2 separate regions of the Homo sapiens genome follow, and region 2 is linked to region 1. A link is a contact called in ENCODE Hi-C or POLR2A ChIA-PET data. All regions are on one chromosome and are shown on one strand. The core of a region is the stretch at or near the end of the contact, and the rest is flanking DNA. Distances in the headings are between cores, read along the strand shown. Region 1 overlaps NIBAN1 (niban apoptosis regulator 1). Region 2 overlaps NIBAN1 (niban apoptosis regulator 1).

Region 1 (3,871 bases), core at 443-2,942:
AGTGTGTTCCTGGACCTGTAGCATCAGCATCACCTCGGGAGCTTCTTAGAAATGCAAATTCTTGGGCCCTGCCCCAGACCTATTGAATCAGAAACTCTGGGAGTGGGGGCCAGCTATCTGTTTTAGCAAGCCTGCTAGGTGATGTTGATGCTCACCAAAATCTGAGAAGCACTGGGGTAGAGTACATCAGTTCCCTTCAGTATCTCTTTACAACAGTAGGGAAGGCAATCGTTAAGACAATGTGAATCATTTGCAACCTGGGTTTGTTTGTAACCATGAAATTTCAAATTTAGAAGAACTTTATAGGAGATTTAAACCAGCACCCCTTCTAGTGCTGGTTTTCTTTCTTCTCCTCCCACGTTCCCTCCTTTCTTTCCTTCTTTGAACACTTAATAAGTACTATGTACTAGGGAGTAGGGATGCAGGGGTGAATATGAATGGCAGCACCCTATCCTTTTGGAGTTTACAGTCTTGGGGAAAGACATATCTCACATGATTACACTAATAACTGTAACATTATAACTGCTGTAAGTACAGTGGTGGGAGGCACATGATGCCATGAGACTATATAATAGAGATTTGAGCAAATCTGTACACCTGTTACAAGGTAACTCAGCCCAGATGGAGTACTTCCTTTCTAGGGGAAATTTTGACATCCTGTTGGAGCCTATTTGACTTTAAGATAAGCCCATATGTTAGAAATTTGCTCCTTATATTGAGTCAAAATCTGCCACACTCTAAATGACACAACCCTGGTTCTAGTATCTGAATCTCCATGAAACGAATCCAGCCCTCTGTTCCATTGAAGATCTTCGTATAGATAAAGATCTCTTTCTTCTAGGTTTTTCCTTTCCAAGGCTGTGAGATTCCTCATTCACTTGGTCTTCTTCAGAAGTACTCCACTTTTTTCTTTATTTTAAAAAATGTTTGTAAAATATTCTGGTATCCAGCATGAGCTAGAGCCATGGAATGATGAGCTCAGAGGAGCATACCTCAGAATACATCTGTGACCATTCTTGTTCCTGTTATATTTCGCATTTATGAGGCTCAACCTTACATGCTTTGTGGACAATTGTATCACACCCCTGACTGACTTGCACTGAGCTTGCAACTAAATGAAACCCCAGGGTTTGGGGTTTTTTTTCTTCAAACTTCGTACCTTTATTCATTCAATTTATTCACCAATTTTTTATTCATGCCTACTATGTATCAGGCACATATTGTTTACTTATATGGATGTGTTTTTGGACTTAAGTGCAAGATTCATTTATCCGTATTGTACCCCATTTTGGATCCTGGTTCTGTCATCCACTAAACTGTGAGGAACTTGAAGTTAAAAGCCATATTTTTTTCAGCTTTGTATCCTCAGAGCCTAACTCAGTGTCTCATATGTAGTTGGTAAAGAAAATTTAATAACTATAATACACATACACACACACACACACACACACTCACACTCTTTTCTAAGTAATTGAACATGTTTTAAGGCAATGCCCTGGAGATTTCCCTCCAGGATGTCAATAACCTCAGCCCTTTACCCAGCACCCATGATTTGGGTGGTTTTAACTATTTGATTGTGTCTATTTGCATCATCAGCCAGTCTAAGTTTCTTTACTGTGCCAATCAAAATCATGCAAGATGTTATAGTTGCCTAGGTACAGGATGTCTCCGACAGCCTTCTAATCTACCAATCTAGTATGTCTATCTGAAGGAAATGAGGTTAGTCTGTCTTCACTTGTTCTAGTAGTCACCACTTCCTTTTCGCTGTTGACAAATAGTCTTTTAATATTTATTGACAAGTCAAGAATTCAAGAGATGGACTGCCTTTAGCTGGACAAGGTAGGCAGTATTTTTCTCTGCAGCCAAAAATTTATCTCAGAACAATGTCTTTACTAGAAACACCATTCTTCCATTTGTTTGAGAAGTGTTTTATATTCTCAGGGTGAGTTCTTATATTTTTATACTTTCAACTAGACCAACACCACTGTAACTCATCCTTGGGTCCCTGGATCTCCATGGGGTATACATGTATTCTTGACATATTCCTCCTCTCCTTCTGATAGGGCTGTGTCCACTAATACAGATATGATTTGGTCAGTAGATTAATATTTTGGTATTATAGTTTATAAAATATAATTGAGGGAGCTCTGATAATTTACTGATTTCTTCTAAGTAATGGGGCTGGTTCTCGTAAGAATTATCATTTATGATATGGTGATAAGCATTTGCTTAGGTTGGTCATGTATAAATGTGTTTTAAAATAAAAATTAAAACTTTTATTACCATTTCATTAGAATGAGCACCATTCATTGTTAATTCCAGGGAAGTTTTGTTTTGCTTTATTTTTAGTAATGCCATATCACACCCTATGTGGCCCTCAGTCTGTTCAATTGTAAAATGAAAGATTTGGACTAAGTGATCTCTAATCTATGATCAAACTCTAGAATTATATTATTCTAAACTTTGAGAAGAAAAGTCTCTTTTAAAATAACCTTAAAATTAAATGGAACAGGCCAGGCTCGGTGGCTCACACCTATAATCCCAGCGCTTTAGGAGGCCAAGGCGGGTGGATCACATGAGGTCAGGAGTTCGAGACCAGCCTGGCCAATATGGCAAAACCCCGTCTATACTAAAAAATACAAAAATTAGCTGGGCGTGGTGGTGGGCACCTGTAATCCCAGCTACTCAGGAGACTGAGGCAGGATAATCGCTTGAACCCGGGAGGTGGAGGTTGCAGTGAACCAAGATCGTGCCATTGCACTCCAGCCTGGGCAACAAGAGTGAAACTACGTCTCAAAAAAAAAAAATTAAATGGAACAACACACACACACACGCGCGCGTGCACACACACACACACACACAGGAATGCATGTAAAACTGGTGAAATCTGAATAAAAATGTTGGACTGCAGCAATGTCAATTTCATGGTTGTGGTATATCGTACTATAGGGTTGCAAGATGCTCCCTTTTGGGAAACCCGAGTGAAGGGTGTATATAGGGTATCTCTATATTATTTCTTATAACAGCATGTGAGAAATAAGAACTAATAATTTGAGATAATCTCAAATTTGAGATCTTATTTGAGATAATCTAAAATTATCTCAAAATAAAAAGTTTTTAAAAATTACATGATAAACTGTTATAACAGGACTTTAGAGGTAAGTGGCCATTGCTTGACCACATGCTAGCTTAAAGAAACTATTTAGCCTTCCCAAAACTCCATTTTCTTGTCTTCTGTAAAGTGGGGATATTAATTCCTGCCTGATGGGATTGTTGGAAGGATTATAGAGACTGTGTGTGTGTAAGCATCTCTCATGGTCCATACTCCATGGTAGGGACTCAGTAAGTGTTGATTACCTTCCCCTGTTCCCCTTCTTTGTTCTAGAAAGAAACTGGGGCACACAGCCTCACTGCATCTCCCATAGGAAAGATGACATCTGACCTGAAGCAAAAGACAGTTTAGAAGTGTAACTCAGTGAGATGAGCCCCGTAGCAGCATAGTGAGTAATGCTGTTACATAACTTTCACAAATCACCCGGCAGATCAGCTAACAGGGCTTGGCACAGTTTACTGATGAAATAAAATAACAAGGCAGCTTCCAAACCCAGCCTGAGTCAGGGAGTCCCAACACCACAGCCAGAGGCAGAATCTAGAATGACTCCACAGGCCTTGGAGCTTTGGTGTTTCAGTTGATTCAGATGTGTTATAAATCTGTATAAGTGGAAAAAAATAAAAGCAGCTCCTCTCTGGCTGGCCCCATGAATAACTGTCCCCAAGAGGCCTAGAGAAGTTTTCCTTTCCTTGCAGAATCCTTAATCATGTCTACCAAATATGAGTTTTCCATGCAGCTGCATGAATGAGGAAGTAGAGA
Region 2 (3,587 bases), core at 872-3,371, 35 kb after region 1:
TGCATTTGATTGCTTAGAATGTATGTAATATGCAATATATATGCAATACCGCTCCTCATTCTGAGGGTGTTTAATGTTTCCCTTCACCAAAATGCAGCATCTAGACCGGCTTATGAATCTTCCGCTGCATTCCGTGAAGATGGAACCTTGTTATACTAAAGTCAACCTGCTTCACGAGCGCCTGCAGGATCTCAAGAGCCGCTTCAGATTCCCCCACATTGATCTGGTGGTTCAGAGGACACAGAACTACATGCAGGAGGTGGGTGTGGCAGGGGCATCCGTGGTGGATGAGGGTAAAGAGAGAGCAGAGAAATGGGTGCTGGCCAGTGAGACCAGCTGCTAGTGTAGCTCAGGGAAATACGTCGCGTCTCTTTAGCCATCATGTTGCGGGAGGACACGTTCTGTCCCTCCACTGGCTTCATCTTCCATCCATGTGGATGAACATCATAGACAAGACATAGCTCAGAAAAATAAAGTAGCATTAATTGATAACTACTTGATTTGTCAAATCAGTGCTGTAACCTTGGCTACACATTGGAATCACCTGGGGGAAATACTGATGTCCAGGCTGGCGTGCAGTGGCATGATCTTGGCTCACTGCATGCAACCTTTGCCTCCCGGGTTCAAGTGATTGTCTTGCCTCAACTTCCTGAGTAGCTGGGACTACAGGCATGTGCCACCATGTCTGGCTAATTTTTGTATTTTTAGTAGAGATGGGGTTTTTACTGTGTTGGCCAGGCTGGTCTCAAACTCTTGACCTCAAGTGAACTGCCCACCTCGGCCTCCCAAAGTGCTGGGATTACAGGCATAAGCCACCACACCCAGCCTATATGGCTACTTTTTGATAGAACTTCCCTACCCTGATTCCTACTGTTTCTAATATGCAGCCAGGATTGAGAGCCACTGGCTTAAATTAATTCCCTAACGTAATTAAGAGTAAACCAATCAATCAATCACAGCTTCATATTTGAATTTCTTGAGTCTACTTGACAGGTTTCTTTTTTTTTTTTTTCATAAGGAACCTTTTCCCCAGTAACAGGAATGAATAGCACAAACTCCTTCCGTATTATAGTGTTTCCTAAATGAATAAGGGGTACGGTCACCAAAGCTCTAAAGGACACCATGCCATTTCACACAGATATTCTGAGGAGAGATTACTGTGGGCCGGACACTGTACCAGATCCCACTTCAGGGAGCTTGAGTGAGACAAATTCTTAGATAAATTCACTACAATGTTGAAGGTATGATAAAGGTATATATTGTGGCCAGGCACAGTGGCTCACGCCTGTAATCCCAGCATTTTGGGAGACCGAGGCGGGTGGATCACTTGAAGTCAGGAGTTTAAGACCAGCCTGGCCAACATGGTGAAACCCCATCTCTACTAAAAATACAAAAAAATTAGCTGGGCATGGTGGTGCACACCTGTAGTCCCAGCTACTTGGAGGCTGAAGCACGAGACTCGCTTGAACCCTGGAGGCAGAGGTTGCAGTGAACCAAGAGTGTGCCACTGCACTACTCCAGCCTGGATGACAAAGTGAAACCGTGTCTCAAAAAAAAAAAAAAAAAAAAAGGTATATATTGGATGCTTTGGGACCACGGGCTTGGGGAAGAAAGGAGAACTTTTTTTTTCATAAAGGTTATGGGCAGGATTAAGTGATACATTTTAGCTAACTAACCCTTGAGTTGTGAGGGATGAAAGAGGAACGAGGAACAAAATTGGGCAACAGTTTAGCAGAAGTCTCTTTCGTAATACTGGACCCTGGTGACGGGAACACAGGCAAAGGTGCAGAGAATAAGATACCTGAACTACTTCTGCTTTCTGACCCATGAACATGTCAGCCACTGTCCCCACCCATCCCTGACCCTGCCTCTCTTCCCAGCCCTGCAGAGAGAGGGAGAGATAAGCTGTGGAGCGGTTTACATCTACTTAAAGTGGAGGTGCCACCAAAAACTAGTTGAAGAAGGCTCCAGCCTCATCCCTTAATCAGTGGCTGCAGGTATCAAAGAATAGGAGTGCCCACGGGAGATGACAGAATGCTTGCTCAGTCCCATGGCCTTGGGTTTTCCAACTTCTTCCTGCTCCCACTGTGACCACGTGACCATTTGTTTCACAGCCCTGGTGATGGGGTGATGTTGCCTTGGGTACCCCCACCGAATAGCAGCCGAGGGGACTCATCTCTGATGGCCCCTACTCTGCAGTCCCACTTAGCCAGGCCTGTGGGTGGTGATCCCAGCCCCTGACTGTTGTCTGTTTCTGTGTCGCTTCTGGTTTCTAGCTAATGGAGAATGCAGTGTTCACTTTTGAGCAGTTGCTTTCCCCACATCTCCAAGGAGAGGCCTCCAAAACTGCAGTTGCCATTGAGAAGGTTAAACTCCGAGTCTTAAAGGTAAAACCGTTCTCTTGTTTGTGGGAAGCATAAAAAGAGAACGTGACCCCTGTTTCTTTTGTAAAGTGGAAAATACCAAGTTCTCTCCTTGGCTCTAATCTTTCCCCACTCCTTTCTCTCCCAAGTCCAGTGACTGTCAGTCCGCTGCAGTTTCTCCAGTGTGACTTCCATGCCTCTTCTGCCATCTAGCGGCCACTGCTGGTCCTCAGCATCATTACCCACAGCTACAGGCCCCGCGTCCCAGCCTTCATAGAGATCCAACTCGACAAACACGTATTAGCTGTCCACTATAAGCACTGCATGGGATGTAAAAGTAGGCAAGGCACAGCCTCTTTCTTCAAAGAGGTTACAATATAGTAAAATCCATTAAACTGGCGAATAATTTATTGATTTTGAAAAATCAGAACCTCATGGCAAAGGAAATACTCCAAAGAAAAGAAATCTACCATATGAAATTGTTTTAAATGTACTTCAGAGTGTTTATTAAAATAGTTTTAATAATAGGAGCTTTCACATATATGTTATATTTTAAAGCCTCTTACCTGATCCCCACAAGAACTTGTGCATTAACTAGAATATTCCCCCATTGTACAGATGAGGAACTGATTCTGTAAAAGCTAATGTGACTTAATTAAGCTCAACAGGCTGATCAATGGTGAGCTTAAGGATAAACGATCATACACCTAGTCCACTAATTTTTTTTACTGCCTTCTAGTTCCCCTAAACATTGCCTTGGAACAGAAGATCAAAGTCCCACAGAGCCTAGGGGTGGTCTCTGAATTTCAGACTTGATCTTGATGCCTCACAGGCAAGAGGAAACTCTAGCAACTAAATCATTGATATTAAAAACAATATTGGGGCCGGGCACAGTGGCTCACGCCTGTAATCCCAGCACTTTGGGAGGCCGAGGCGGGCAGATCACGAGGTCAGGAGATCGAGACCATCCTGGCTAACACGGTGAAACCCCGTCTCTACTAAAAATACAAAAAACTAGCCGGGTGTGGTGGTGGGCACCTGTAGTCCTAGCTACTCGGGAGGCTGAGACAGGAGAATGGCGTGAACCTGGGAGGTGGAGCTTGCAGTGAGCGGAGATTGTGCCACTATACTCCAGCTCTGGGTGGCAGAGTGAGACTCTATCTCAAAAAACAAAAAACAAAAAAACAAAAAAAAAAACACCAATATTGCTCATGATAACACACA

The links. A loop is a pair of places that touch in the nucleus more often than their neighbours do. ChIA-PET counts read pairs that join two places held with the same protein, here RNA polymerase II (POLR2A). Pooled maps may share reads with other maps.
Region 2: POLR2A ChIA-PET joins it to region 1 with 16 read pairs in RWPE1. The contact joins two enhancer-like sites. A Hi-C loop is called at or near these places in 1 of 168 maps with a recorded cell type or tissue (endothelial cell of umbilical vein), 1 of 37 single-sample maps with no recorded cell type and 8 of 50 pooled maps. POLR2A ChIA-PET finds 5 or more read pairs at or near these places in 7 of 52 experiments (AG04450, CD8-positive, alpha-beta memory T cell, RWPE1 and 4 more).

What each region holds. Positions count from the first base shown.
Region 1 is chr1:184,838,537-184,842,407 of GRCh38, reverse strand. The region is part of intron 5 of NIBAN1 (niban apoptosis regulator 1); the gene reads left to right. Among named protein-coding and RNA genes, the nearest start is that of EDEM3, 86 kb to the right of the region's middle. Within about 2 kb of position 1,692, at least 2 of the 41 ENCODE cell types and tissues checked have a DNase peak (open chromatin) inside an H3K27ac peak, as active enhancers do.
Region 2 is chr1:184,804,746-184,808,332 of GRCh38, reverse strand. It overlaps NIBAN1 (niban apoptosis regulator 1), which reads left to right. Exons shown (of 14, transcript NM_052966.4): 10 at 98-259; 11 at 2,277-2,387. Among named protein-coding and RNA genes, the nearest start is that of EDEM3, 52 kb to the right of the region's middle. Within about 2 kb of position 2,121, at least 7 of the 41 ENCODE cell types and tissues checked have a DNase peak (open chromatin) inside an H3K27ac peak, as active enhancers do.